2 separate regions of the Mus musculus genome follow, and region 2 is linked to region 1. Evidence: chromatin loops called from intact Hi-C (ENCODE). Cell type or tissue: left cerebral cortex. All regions are shown on one strand. Links, peaks and the distances in the headings refer to the core of each region. The heading gives the core; the rest is flanking DNA.

The links. Hi-C counts contacts between places; a loop is a spot of excess contacts. Peaks named below come from ENCODE experiments on the same cell type or tissue, not always from the same donor. Only the 100,000 strongest peaks of a DNase experiment are listed, where the experiment ranks them.
Region 2: a loop joins it to region 1, with 2.5 times the contacts of the local background. A loop is called at or near these places in 4 of 42 quality-filtered maps.

The regions. Positions count from the first base shown.
Region 1 is chr13:70,835,975-70,843,836 of GRCm38, reverse strand. It overlaps Adamts16 (a disintegrin-like and metallopeptidase (reprolysin type) with thrombospondin type 1 motif, 16), which reads left to right and starts at 2,026. Exons shown (of 23, transcript NM_172053.3): 1 at 2,026-2,347; 2 at 2,466-2,568; 3 at 7,458-7,789. The coding sequence starts at 2,288. Gm36529 (predicted gene, 36529) reads right to left here and starts at 3,387. Exons shown (of 4, transcript NR_167928.1): 1 at 3,217-3,387. In left cerebral cortex, for the core only: CTCF peaks have their summits at 2,113 and 3,457 (motif pointing right); DNase peaks (open chromatin) are centred at 2,149, 2,663, 3,451 and 3,739; H3K4me3 peaks cover 2,495 bases; H3K27ac peaks cover 649 bases.
Region 2 is chr13:70,763,133-70,769,876 of GRCm38, reverse strand. It overlaps Adamts16 (a disintegrin-like and metallopeptidase (reprolysin type) with thrombospondin type 1 motif, 16), which reads left to right. Exons shown (of 23, transcript NM_172053.3): 15 at 1,154-1,277; 16 at 1,835-2,079; 17 at 6,324-6,462. Among named protein-coding and RNA genes, the nearest start is that of Gm36607, 60 kb to the right of the region's middle. In left cerebral cortex, for the core only: a CTCF peak has its summit at 2,198 (motif pointing right); a DNase peak (open chromatin) is centred at 2,205.

The DNA.
Region 1 (7,862 bases), core at 1,294-6,293:
CTCTCTCCCTCTCTCCCTCTCTCCATCTCTCCCTCTCTCCCTCGCTCCCTCTCTCCCTCGCTCCCTCGCTCCCTCGCTCCCTCTCCCTCTCCCTCTCCCTCTCCCTCTACCTCTCCCTCTCCCTCTCCCTCTCCCTCTCCCTTTCCCTCTCCCTCTCCCCTCTCTGATGGTTGGATATTATAGGCCCAAGGAGTGGCACTATTAGAAGATGTGGCCTTCTTGGAGTAGGTGTGTCACTGTGGGTGTGGGCTTTAAGACCCTCATTCTAGCTGTCTGGAAGCCAGTATTATCCTAGCAGCCTTCAGATGAAGACTCCTCAGCTCCTCCTGCACTATGCCTGCCTGGATGTTGCCATGCTTCCACCTTGAGGATAATGGACTGAACCTCTGAACCTGTAAGCCAGCCTCAATTAAATGTTGTCCTTATAAGAGTTGCCTTGGTCATGCATGGTGTCTGTTCACAGCAGTAAAACCCTAACTAAGACATGCACACACACACACTCTCTTTCTCTCTGCTCTCCTCCCACCTCTCTCATGTGTGCATACACAGACACATACACACAGAGAGAGACAGACAGACAGACAGACAGACAGACAGACACACTTGGGAACAATAGAACAAGAGAGACCAGGTGGAATAGAGGGGACTTAACAGGAGATAATGGGAGGCTTTAATAAAAGAACATAGTGTAGGTGCGTGGAATTATAAAAGAATGAAACAGTAAGTCAACAAAACTGTACTCTTTGACAATATTTTTCATATGAACGACTGAGAGAGAAAGGGAGGGAGCAGAGAGAGAGAGAGAGGGATATGCATACACAGATCAGTTCATCTTGATTCCGCCCTGTCCTTTCTGAGATGTATGACACTTCATTCAGGCTTATAAAGAGCCACTCTGGGGCATCTCAGCTCAGTGTAGGCTGGAGTGAGCACCCTGAAAACTGCAGCCACTGCTCCACATGCCATCCCCCTTCTCAGCCTTGCAAACCAGGCAAGGTCAGTGTGACTGCAAATGAGGGACCCTAGAATGGCAGCTGGAGGGAGCCTGAGATGTGAGACCAACCGGCAGAAGGAAGTGGAGTGCAGCTGCTGGGATGGACAGTCATTGGCAGTCCCGCGTGTAGAAACATCTACCCGTGCGCTCAGTGCTGTCTGTATCTGTACCCACCCTGCAGCAGACACTCTCAGTCACTGATGGTCACAAAAGACGCTCATACTCAAACACATACTCAGGTCATGATGGACCAGGACGCAGGGCTGGAGAGAGGGCATTCGCTGGTTGTCTTGGATAGACCTGGTCTGGTCTAGGCTGGGGCTCCTAGACTTCCTACTAGGATGCTCTGGGAACCCAGTGGCCTCACACCTGCTCTCCCAGCAGGTCAGCCAGAGTCTAAAGTGAATCTGAAATTGGCCACTGCTGTCCAATGAAAAATTAGAGGCGTGAGAAAGAAACCCAGCTTCCTCATAGCCTGCCCTACCCTGCCCTGCCCTGCCCCGCCCCGCCTCCATTCACCCCTTTTCTTCACGTGCCCCAGGCAACTAAGGACTCACATTCATTCATAAGCAGATACATTCCTCCCTATACATCTCCCACTAGAAGGGAAGGCCAGAGGGTCTGTAACCAGGGGATGGACTAGAGAACAATGAATGCTGGATGCCTGTCTCTATGCAGCTCAATCTTGCCCTTAAGTGAGAAGTCCCACAGAGCTGCAGCGGTGGCAGGTGGCAGAGGACTTTGGAGTAACACACCAAGACAGTTTTCCACAAAAGCACAGGGGTGAACAGCTAGATATGACTGTGTCCTGGCCTTGTCTCTACCCCAAGTTCTCATGTAGGTGGACAAAACACCTTCCTGCTGGGTCATAGGCGTGAAGGATGCCCAGTACTTACCATGAGTCTGCTTCATCTCCTCTCCCTGCCACTCCTCCCTTATCCTCCTCCTCCTCCTGGTACCCCTCCTCCCTGCTTTACTCCCTCCTCTATCCCCTCCCCTCTCCTCTCCTTTGCCCTCCCTAGTCCTGCCCTCTCCTTCTCTACCCTCCTCCCTGCTGTCCCTTGGTTGCTGCGGGTGCTTTGCCGCCCCCCGCCACCACTGCCACTCCACCTCCCGGTGCCGAACGAAGCTGCAGTGATAACTCTGATGTGCATGGTGGAATCGCTGCCTGGAAACCCTGCGATTTTGCCGGGTCGGTCCTTTGCACCCTAGCATACTGCTAACACCGGGACTATCCAGTGACCCAGTCTAGACTGCTGAGCTGAGTCCTGTGAGCCCTCGGGCACCGGGGCCATGGAGTCCCGAGGTTGTGCTGCGCTCTGGGTGCTGCTGCTGGCGCAGGTCAGTGAGCAGGTGAGTCCTGGCGCTAGGACCAGCAGAGTCTGATGGCTGCAAGTGCATTCCGCCCTTGGCTGAGCTCTGCAGTGCCCGCATTTTCACTGAGGTGTCCTCGTTTTTTTTTTCCCCCTAGCAGACACCTGCGTGCGCCCTGGGACTCGCAGCTGCAGCGTCTGGGAGCCCGGAAGACCCGCAGCCTCCCCCATTCTCTGGGTCCAGCTGGCTGGAAACCGGTGGTAAGTTCGCGCGGTGGGGGCTCTCGGTTCCTCACAGGTAAGCAGCCAGCAACCCCCTATGCTGGTCTGCAAGTCTCCTGGGACTCAGGACGCCAAAAGCTTTGAAGATGCTATCTTGCTCTTTCTATTCATTTCGAGCACAAGATCATGCTCAAGAATGACTTCCGACCAACGTCTGTATCCTATTTCCTAGTAAAATGATAATGGCTAGCCAGAGTTACATTGGGGGAGTGAGATATCTGGGTGTAGGAAGACTCCAGATCACTCTATATATTGACATCATTAATGTATACACCAAATCTATTATAAGCAACGTAGTCCCCACTCCAGCATCTTCCCCCCTCTCCTTTCTTTCACATTGAAGCTTTCTCCACTTTGACTGTCACAGGAGGAGACAGAAGGCAACCTCATTAATATCGCTTTAATGTTAATTAATAGCACAGGGGACATCCAAAGGATGTGTCCTGGACCTCCTTGAACATGAACTCGAATTCAAGTCTTCTGCAAGGTTCAGCCACCTCAGTGATTCACAAGTGGGTTTCCCCTGTGAGGTGTCCTAGCAATGACACCTGGTGACTGAGAAAGCAGGCCATTGCACTTGCTAGGAGGTTTGTGCTGGGTCCACAGCAAATGCAGGATTTTACTCACCCTGTCCTTTCCTGGGATGAATTAGCTTGAGATTGTTAGCAGAAATGGCGACCAGAGGCGAGCCAGGTTTAATCTTTTCGGCAGATTTTTAGAATATGTACAGGATTAAACAATTGACACTTCGGAAACCCTCATTATCGCTTCCTTCATCAGGATAAACTTACAAGAACTGAATTCCTCCTACTGAAAACAGGGTTTAAGAAGGGATATATGAGTCTCGGCTCTAGGACTCTGAGTGCCACTGGAGGGCGCCAGACCCAAACAGTACAGTGGTTTAGAAGGCAAGGGAAAGCCTATTGTGTTTGAAACCCACCCTCTGTCACCTGCATCTCCAACCCTCTTCTGATCCTCTTACTTCGAATTCTGACACATCATGACCTTACAAGGAATGTTCATGCTCTAACTTTGGACTTTGCACTACTTTCAGAATAAAACTTAAAAAAAAAAAATCCATAGGGACTCGAGGCATTTCAGACATTTATTTATTATGTGTGTAGGGTGCATGGCACTGTGGAGGTCGGAGGACAACTTGTGGGAGTTCAAGGATCAAATTCTGACTGTCTTGCTTAGCATGGAGCAGGCTGAGCAATCGAGCCTTGCCACTCGGGACACGTTTATTGCACTAACGAAGTGTTATCCAAGATGATAACATTATAGACAGAACGCTATTCAGGAAGAGAGGACAAGCTTAGTGCCTGAGGCCACAGGCAGGCTTCTCATGCCTGGCGCCTCAGTCCCGGATCCCAATGGCAGTGTTTCCATGGACTTTCACTTGCCTGGTCAGAGCGTGCACAGAAGGTGTGAGTCCTTGCAAGGTGGAGCTGACTTTGTGAAGGCAGGATACCTTCACCCTTTCCTGGTTATCAAAAGAGAAAGAGGCAGAGAGAGCAGACAGCAGTCACACAGCAGAGGCAAGGTGTGGCAGAGCACCTGTGACCTTCAGATCTGCATATTGTGCACGGCCCATCTCCATGATATAAGATAATTTCTTAATTAACTCTTTGAAGCTGTTTTGAGTTTGGGCTAAAGTGAGACCTGTAAGGGTTCTGGCTATTTTGCTGCCTTTGTGAAGTAATTATGCAGTAGGGAAGAGAGCCTCACGCACCCCTTGAGACAATGATGGATAACTAAATTGAGATAAGTTGGATTATCAAACACGAATGTATCAATTTACATTTTGATGACTCTATTGCTTTTTATTTCTTGTTTCTTCAAAGGTTTCCTTCCATATTTGTCATTGCAATAACATCTATGGTTTCTGCCAAGAGCATGGCACAGGTTTTTAGCTTTTTAAAAACTTTGGGTTTCCAGATCTCAAGGCAAAGCTCAGAAGTTCTTTAGGCTTTTGACTGGGAGGATAGAGAGATTGTTCAGAGGCTGATGGTACTTACCACCTCTGCTTCCCTCTGTTCTCATTCCATTGCCCCAGGTAGTCTCATTTGTAATTTTAATAATATATATGAATATAAGATTTACACATGTGTACAAATTATCATCTTCCAAATAAGAAAAAGTGGTATATATGTTTTTATGGGTCTTATTTTGCTTACTTTGATAACCTGTGGTTACGTACATATATTTTCCTGCAAGCAAACGACTTAGCTCTTTAGCCCTTCTCTAGTGTGTGTGTGTGTGTTTGTGTCTGTCTGTCTGTGTGTCATCTGTCTGTCTTTTTGCCTATCATTTTCCATATCTGTTCGCATGACCAACACCTAGGCTGACTCCATAGCTTGGCTACTGTGGAAACTGTCCAATGTCTCTGAAGGATGCTGACTATAGTGTGTTGACTGGGTCTGAGTCCATATCCAGGATTTGTGTGGCTGGATGCTATGGCTGGAATCATCTCTCTATGGACAACGAAGCTCATGAATTAGGCTAACAACAGTGACTTGTACCTCTTGCCTTTATTCCATTACCTCTGAAGGAGGGGGAAGTAGCCAGAAGTGATATGAATCCTGTGAGGATTCGGATGTGCTAGCTAACAATACCCCAGCCAACCTGCCTGCCCCACAGAGCAGAGAGCAGTGGCGGTGTCACATGAGGGAAAATACTTTGGTGAACTGCAAACCAATGGATGCACCTATATTCACTCTTCAGACTTGCTGAGTCCTGCTGTGCTTCCCCCCCCCCCCTTCGCCATATACCAGGTTGTCTGATCCTCCATTATCCTACACAAAATGTTATAGAAGCCAGAGTGTCTTACCCTACCATAGCTAAATCTCCTGCTCTGGTGCAGATGCCTGCCAGAGCCTGCTAAGTCACCTGCAGAGCCTGCTGCCTCCCTATGCCAGCTGTTCCCACTTGTACAGTAGGGCTAGATGTGTAGATTATGCTTGGGACTGCAGAGAGAGAGAGAGAGAGAGAGAGAGAGAGAGAGAGAGAGAGAGAGAGAGAGAGAGAGAGAGAGAGAGAGAGAGAGCTATGACATGTGGCAGGCACCATAGCCAAAGTCTTGGTGCCCTCCAGTCCTCACCTTGCCATGGTTGTCAGCAGGAGAGAATCCCCGCCTCTGATCTTCTCTGACTCTCTTAAACCCAACCACAGAGCTTTTGTGGCTTGTCAGTGGCCATTGTCCGAACTTCTGTTTTACCTGTCTATTGCTTGTCAGGAGAGAATAGCAACACACAGACAAGTGCCTGTGCCTACTCAAAATTAATTGGTGATAATTACCTTGATATCGCTCACCTATAACCAAGTCATACTTTATGCATGAGTCTGAAAAATGTGTCCACTCATGCTGAGTCAGAGGCAGAGACCGGTTACCAAGCATCTAGTAGAGCTACCTCTTAAGAGACGGTTGATAGACTGGAGTAGAAACGTGTGTTTACAATGTTGCAATTGGCCAAACTCCAAATGTGCTGTGCTGCCAGTGTAGAGGATAGTCTGCCAAACTGTCAGGTTAGACCTGTCTATTCCCCCTGTTTGAAGTGATGAGCTTTGCAAAGACACCTCACTGTACATTCAGAGAAAGGCCTGATACCATGCTGGCCTGTTGTGTTTAGTGATTAGGGGAGAAAAAATACAGGCATAAAACCCAGCCAAATTTCGTATATAACTGGACACACTCCATGCTTAATTACTGATTTCAAAGACTTAAACCAAGCTAGCTAATCTAAAACTAAACAACAACAAAAAAAATTTAACCTTGGCCACAGGTCTCAGCTGATGATATGGCCGAGTAGCCAGCTGTGACCCTGATCTAGATGCCCAATCCTTGGCTCCTCCCTCCTGGAAAGATCCATCCCTGGGCTGTGGACATGGGGAAAATATTGTAAATGTTAGTGATGAGTATGGAAAGACCTGTTTATCATCTTTAAAAAATTAAAAATATGATTTCCCAGAATGGCAGAGGCCATTTCAATATGCACAGGGTCAGAAAGCACCGAGCTCAGTGACATCTCTCTGCTTCCTGTGGAGGGTGGTGACTCTGGGTGCTATTGTAAAGGATGCTGTAGTCTCAGCCATGTAAGTCTGACAGAGTCTGGAGGTTTCTTTTGCTTTTCATAAGTTGTTGTAGTTGAATGCTCTTCAGACCAAGACACGGGAGAATATAATGGTGAGACCTGGCCCAGGGGTGGGCTCCCAATGTTGTCACAAGAACCCAGCTGGACAAAAGGGAGACCAGAGCAACAGGCAAGTCCACAGTGGCTCAGGGATGCAGCACGTGAGCGTTCCTCTATAGTGTTCTGTGAGTTCTGGTGTATGACCCTAGTCTGCCTGTCCTCCTGTGTGTTCAGTGATTTCAGAATTAGCAAGACTGGCTGTCATGTTTTCTGTGTTTGTTTTTGTTATTTTAATTACAGCACTAGAGGCCAACATTCTTTTCTTGTCAGTCCAGTGAAGGTTTTTATACAAAACAGAAAGTGTATGGAGAAAGGAATGCTTCACAACTTTTATAAAGCATAAGATCCCCTTTTCATTTCTCCACAGTAAGAGATGAGGGGGTGATTTCAACATCCACCCAGTCTCAAATTCACGTGGAGAGATAAATAACAGAGCGAAAGGAGGAAATTTTGGAAGCAAACTTCAGATAAATCTCCACTGCCATAACACTTTATTACTGACACAGCAAATTCTACTACTCATAAACGAAAAAAAAAAAAATACCACATCAAAGGAGAGCTGCTCCTTCAGGATTGCACTTCATTATTTACTCACGGAGCAGCTGTCATGTGTACTCACTGTGAGATCCTTCTCAGAACCCTGAAATTACTCAGCCTCTTCTCCTCTCTCAATTTCAGAGTATGACCTGGTGTCTGCCTATGAAGTAGACCACAGGGGGGATTATGTATCCCATGACATCATGCACTACCAGCGGAGGCGTCGGAGAAGAGCTGTGACCCAGCCAGGAGGAGATGCCCTGCACCTAAGGCTTAAGGGCCCTAGGCATGACCTCCACCTCGACCTCAAAGCTGCCAGCAACTTGATGGCTCCTGGATTCATGGTGCAAACTCTGGGGAAGGGAGGCACCAAGTCTGTACAGATGTTTCCACCAGAAGAGAACTGCTTTTACCAAGGATCCTTAAGGTCCCAGGGGAATTCCTCAGTGGCCCTTTCTACCTGCCAAGGTTTGGTGAGTACAGATAGCACTGGCTGCCCACAGGGCATGAGGTGCCAATGTGGGGGAGGCAGAAACAGGTTCCTGG
Region 2 (6,744 bases), core at 199-5,198, 73 kb after region 1:
TTCAAAGGGTGCATTGGAACAAGGGTGCTAGGAGCAGAGCACAGTGGCTTCAGGAAGTTGGTGGGGTGCTCAGAAGGCAGCTGTGCTCTTGGGGTGCTGAGTGGATGAAGGCATGAATGAGAATTCATCCAGGTCACCACTGCTATGTAGATTAGGAACTGGGTTTGGGAACAGCAGCCCTCTATGGGGCCCAGTTTCTGGGCAGTGTTATTGTCAGTCAGTGAGGTCACTTTTCAGCTATCGTAATGATCTCCACATGATAGACAGTGCAGATGAGCTGCAGCAGGGCAGGGGAATTCAAGCATCCCCAAAATCCCTAAGTCTGGGAAACCAACCCAAAAAATCTATTAGAAATCTGGGAAACCTAAATTCTTTCAGTGGTAAAATCTTCCTTGCACTCATGTATTCCTGTATTCAGGTATTCAGGTGGTCATGTTCTTCCTCCCACCTCAGGTAGAGATTTGCAGTATAATTAATGAGTAATCTATACAGCATGGTCCCAAGCCCTGCAGGGAGCCATACCCAATAGCAGACTTGTTAGAATTGACCTTTCGACCCTCACACACGACAGCACTACACTATTTCTTGCCCTGAGGATTTGCAGCAAGGGGACAAAGACTATGATTGCTTTGTTTCTGAGTGGTTTTTATTCTTTTACATACCTTGATAGAAAATATGAAGAGAGCAAGAATTATAGGAGTGGTAATAAGTGCCTCAAATTTTACAGCCTTGCATAGATCTAAGCTCTATGAATCACTGATGGGAGAGTTTCTGTGCAGTGGTAATAAGTTCCCGTTACAAGTCCACTTCTGCAGAGCCTGTGTGACTACACTAACAACCAGCTTACCAAGTCAGTATTGGTCTAAGGTTTACTCTAGCACAGTCTTCCAGCTTTAACTTAGGGCCCGAGCACCACACCTGGGGAGGAATTGCTACGGGAGACAGATAGCACATCCCAAGAAAAAGATCCCAGGAGACCAGGACCAGCCATGCTGTGCACATACCAGGATCCATCTCCTATTTGTTAACTACCCCATGTTGGAAACTTGTTTGACTGGAATGGGAGGAGGATTTTGTCACATGGTTGGTGATGTTGTCACATGTATCATCCTTTCTTTCATGAATGATTATGATGACCTCGTGGGGCCTCCAGAGGGTTGGCTGTGACAATGTCCTTGGATCAGATGCAACAGAGGACTCCTGTGGGGTCTGCAAGGGGAATAACTCAGACTGTGTCACGCATAGAGGGCTCTACAGTAAGCACCATTCCACCAACCGTGAGTACCTCTGAGTCGAGTACATCTGTGCAAGGAGGGATTCAGCCAGGGATTTTGCTGGGTGGCGCTAAGGGAGAGGAAACGGGATGCTTAGAGGGCTGAGGTCTTCCAGGGAGGATTTTCCTTTTGTCAGTCTGTAGGTTGGGCGACCCTTTCACAGGGGTTATACAAGAGGATTGGAAAACACTGGTATTTACATTATAATTCATGCAGTAGCAAGATTACAGTTATGAAGTAACACCAAAAATGATTTTTTTTGGGGGGGGGGCTACCACAATGTGATCAACAGTGTTAAAGGGTTGCAGCGATAGGAAGGTTGAGGACTACTGACCTGGAGCTTCTGTTTTTACCTGGTAGTGGATAGGAGGTTCTTTGATTTAAAGTGATCCTTAGCAAGACTGCACGTTACAAGATTACGCCTCCAACCAATGATGAAAAGGGACACCTACAAGTGTCTATAGCAGAACGAGAGGCAGATCTGTCCGTTCGGAACATAGACTCTCACATCCAATTGTGGAGAAGCTAGATTAAACTAAACATGGCATTCCTCTATCCAGAGTACTACCACATGGTAACCATTCCTTCTGGAGCTCGGAGCATTCACATCTACGAAACAAACATCTCTACCTCCTATATTTCTGTGCGCAATTCTCTCAAGAGATATTACCTGAATGGACACTGGAGTGTGGACTGGCCTGGGCGATACAAGTTTTCGGGTGCCACCTTCAACTACAAACGGTCCTACAAGGAGCCTGAGAATTTAACCTCCCCTGGACCAACCAATGAAACTCTGATTGTGGAGGTAGAGACCAGCTTTAGGTTCTGGGGCTAATGAACTGGGGCTTTTGTAGGGTTGTTGTGGTGGTTTTAATTGCATGTATGCAGAATTGTAGCTATCAAGAATCAGGAGCAATCCATGCAGCAGGCTCAAGGGGGCAGTAGACTTTTTGCTATTGTCTTTCCTTGCTTGATTTAGGAGCCTGTACATGTACTTACCTGTGTTCCAGTCTCTGGGTCTTTATCAGTAGATCTTATGAGTGGTAGCTGTTTTCTTTTAATTATTTTATTTAGCATACCACTTAGAGTTTTTTTTTATGACATATCTGAACACATATGCCCTTGGGCTTTGTTATGACATATCTGAACACGTATATACTTGGGCTTTGTGTGTTTTCATTCCCTCACTGTCCCTTCTTCCCCAACCCCCATGCTGCTCTCCAACCACATAGTCTCCCTTCTCATTTAAGGTCATGGTTGGAGAGAGAAAGATGATAGATAAATAGAAATGTATAGATGGATATATAGGTAGATAGGTGATGATGAATATAGATGATGCATGACGGATGGATGGATAGATAGATAGATAGATAGATAGATAGATAGATACATAGATAGATACATAGATAGATAGATACATAGATACATAGATAGATACATAGATACATAGATAGATACATAGATACATAGATAGATACATAGATACATAGATAGATACATAGATAGATATACATAGATAGATACATAGATAGATAGATGATACATGATTAGCATAAATCATATAAAAATGTGATTCTGTCTCTCTTTCTACTCCTGTGCCTTGATTCCCTTCTTTCCTATTGTAGTGCATTCATTCTGTCACCATATCATCCCTTGTTGACTTTCATGTCATGTAAGTGTCAACTGTGCTCTTGGGGTGCTGAGTGGGTAAAGGCATGAACAGGAATTCATCCAGGTGACCACTGCTATGTAGATTAGGAACTGGGTTTGGGAACAACAGACCTCTAAGGGGTCCAGTCTCTGGGCAGTGTTATTTTCAGTAAGTGAGGCCACTTTTCAGCAATCGCAATGATCCCCATGCAATAGACAGTGCAGATGAGCTGCAGCAGGGCAGGGGAATTCAAGCATCCCCAAAATCCCTAAGTCTGGGAAACCAACCCAAAAATCTATGAGAAATTTGGGAAACCTAAATTCTTTTTGCATATGTACACATATGTGAAAATTCCAGATATGAGAGGAAACAGAAATGTTTGGGGGCTTATTTACTCCTATTATGATCTCAAGTTCCATCCATTTCCCCTAAGTAACATAATTTCATTTTTCTTTGTGTCTGAACAAAGCCTGGTTGAGTATATGTACCACACAGTACTTAGCCACTTCCCTGTTGATTGCCAGTGTGACTCCATGTCTTGGCCATTGTGGATAGTCTTACAATAGCCAGGCATACACATGCATCCCTGTGATGTGCTGGCCTAGATCCTTTTTTTTTTTCCTTACATCATGGAGGACTGTAGCATGTGGTACTCTAGGGTTCATTCTCTGAAGAAACCTTACACTGCTTCTACCATGGCTGCGTCACTTTTCTTTCAAACAGCTGCCTATCCTCTTTCCCTATAGTCTTGACGACATTTATTAACCATCACTGTCACATGATTTCTTGATGATAGACATTCTGACAGCAATGAGAAACTTAGAGCAAATCCAATTTGCATTTTCTTGAAGACTAATGATGTTGGACTCATTTATAAGTTGGGTGATTATTTGCATATCTTGCTCTTGGTGATTGTCAGTTTTGTTCATTTGCTTACTTACTGATTAGATACTTTGAGATTGGGGAGTTAGCTTTATGATACTTTATACATATTATTCGTCTTCCATTCATTCTTTCATTCATTATTTCATTCTTTATCTGGTGCATGTGAACAAAGATTTTCTATCACCTTCTCTCCTCTGATGATGCTGTGCTGTTCTTTTTTAATTGATTTTTTTTCATAGACTATATTCTGGTTAAGGTTTTCCCTCCCTCAGTTCTTCCCAGATCTCCCAACCTCATCACGGAGCAAATTTCATTCCCTTCCTTTCTCTGTCATTACAAAACAGCAATCTTATATAGACAATAATAGTAATAATTGTTTGTTTTATCCTATTCTCTTCTGTTTACATTTTATCTTTATGAATAATATTCTTGAATATTATTCAATTCTATTTATCAACTTTGGCTATTTCTTGAGCCATGGAGGCCTGTTTGAATTGTTTACCTACAATTATACCACAAATGTAGTCTATGCTTCCCTCTAATTTTAAAGCCATTGATACATTTTGTGGGGTTTCATTTGTTTCTTTGCCTGCCTGCTTGCTTGCTCACTCTCTTTTTCTTTCTTTCTTCCTTCCTTCCTTCCTTTCTTTCTTTCTTTCTTTCTTTCTTTCTTTCTTTCTTTCTTCCTTCCTTCCTTCCTTCCTTCCTTCCTTCCTTTCTTTTCTTTTTTTCTTCCTTGCTTGTTCAATTGCTTGTTTAACAAGATGAGAGCTCTGAGTCTAGTTTAAGTGTGCTACACATGGATATGCAGTTTCTCTAGCCCTATTGAAGATGCTATCTTCTCTCCGGTGTATGTTTTGGAAACTTTGATGAAATTCAGGATGCTCTATCTGAAAGAGTTTATTTCATTTATTATTTTATTTCATGGGTCTCTATGTCTATTTTTGATCTTTACTAAGCTGGTTTTGTTACTAAGCTGAAAACCTAGCTATTATGATACCCTCAGCATCGTTCTTTCTCTGTGGATCACACTGCCCATCCAGGATGCTCTATGCTTCCAGAAAAGTTTCAGAATTATTTCTCATATCCTCGTGGAGGATGTCATTGGAATTTTGACAGGGATGTCATTGCATCTGTAGATCGCTGTTAATGGTATAGCCTTTCTCATCGTATTAATATTGCTGAATCATCAATTCTTTATCCATTGTGGTTCTTTTTCAATTTCTTTATAAAGTGTGTTGATGATTTCAGTATTTAATCCCATCAGCCATATAGTTTTCTATATTCCTAGAAATTCCTCTTAGGTATTATGAATGGAATTATTTTCCCGACCTCTGTGTTGTCATATTTGCTATTTGGAGAAACGCTTCTGATTTCTCTATATATTTTCAATGATTTCCATTGGATGCTGATTTATTCTGACTCTTGAATGGTATTTCTGTTAAGTCCCTATGATCTATGTGTGGTATAAGTCTGAATTTTCTTTGTGTGCTTTTTCTTTTTGTCCGAATGCTTTATTTGTTACTATGTTTCCACATTTGTGGAAAGCATGGTAATGAGGTCACCCATTGTTACCATAGCTGGACAAATCAATGCCTTTATGTCTATTTATATTTGTTTTCTGGAGTTGGGCTTATCAGTGTTCGTTGCCTGTGTATATAAGATTTCTATAATACCTTGGCAGGTCATTTTCTTAATTAATATGTCACTATCTTCTGTATCTCTCCTAATTTTGGCTTTATGTCAGTTTATCAGAGAGCATAGCTGTCCCTGCCCATTTTCAGCTTTACCTCCGTACCTTCACTTTCAGTATGGATGCATCTTGGCCAGAAAGTAGTGGGTATTTCTTTAAAAAAAAACAAAAACAAAAAACAAAAAAAAACAAAAACAAAAACAAAACAAAACCACAAAACTATCTAGTCTTACTTTTTACCTCAACCAGCTGCTCTACATCTTCCAACTGGACAGCTGGAGATTCACTATTGAGAGGGATTGATCATTGAGTCCTGTAATTTCATGGGCTCTTTTCTTAGTAGACTCATTTCTTCCTTTTCTTTCTCTTGTATTCATATTGGGTTTCTCTGGTGTACTGTGTGAGATGTTCTTATGTCTCCTCATTTTGGGTCTCTTTCCATATGAAAATCATTCTTTCCTATGTGCCTGTGATGGATTCTGCCCTCCTTCCTTTTCTGTATGTACATTTCCTTTAAACATCCTCTACAAGTGCTGCTGATGGCCAAGTCAAGCTTCAGCTGGTTCTCGTCTTGAAATGACTTTCGTTCTCTACAGTTACTGTGGTATTTATTTACTCATTCATTTGTGTGTATCCTTTCTAACTTCAGAAAAAAATTGTGTGTTGCATGTGTCTGATACACTTTTAGAAAACAGACAGTATTTTGTCAACATGGTTAGTTTTGTAAGCTATTATTTTATATAGTTTAAAGCAAAGTCCTTATCAGTTTGTCATTGATTTTACTGTACTTCACTTTATGTCTTCTTTTCTTCTTCTGTAGCTTTTGTTCCAAGGCAGGAACCCTGGTGTGGCCTGGGAATTTTCATTGCCAAGGTCAGGGGCTAAGAAGACTCCAGCTGCCCAGCCCAGCTACTCATGGGCCATCGTACGCTCTGAGTGCTCCGTCTCCTGTGGAGGGGGTAGGTCACTTCTTATGCTGCGCTGGAGGTGCGATGTAGATACAGAATGAAATCAGGTCATGGGTCATGAAAGATAGAAGCATATGTATAGAGCAAGAGTCTTAATCCACGCTTATTAATGAAGTAAACTGTAAAATAATTTGCCATCCCCTTGTATACTCAGATCCACCAAGAAATTTTATGATGTTATAAAAACTTGTAATGACAATGAGAAGAAACATCACTGCAGAAAACCATAATAGATAATAGACTTACTACTTTAATATCACAGAAATTTAAGAG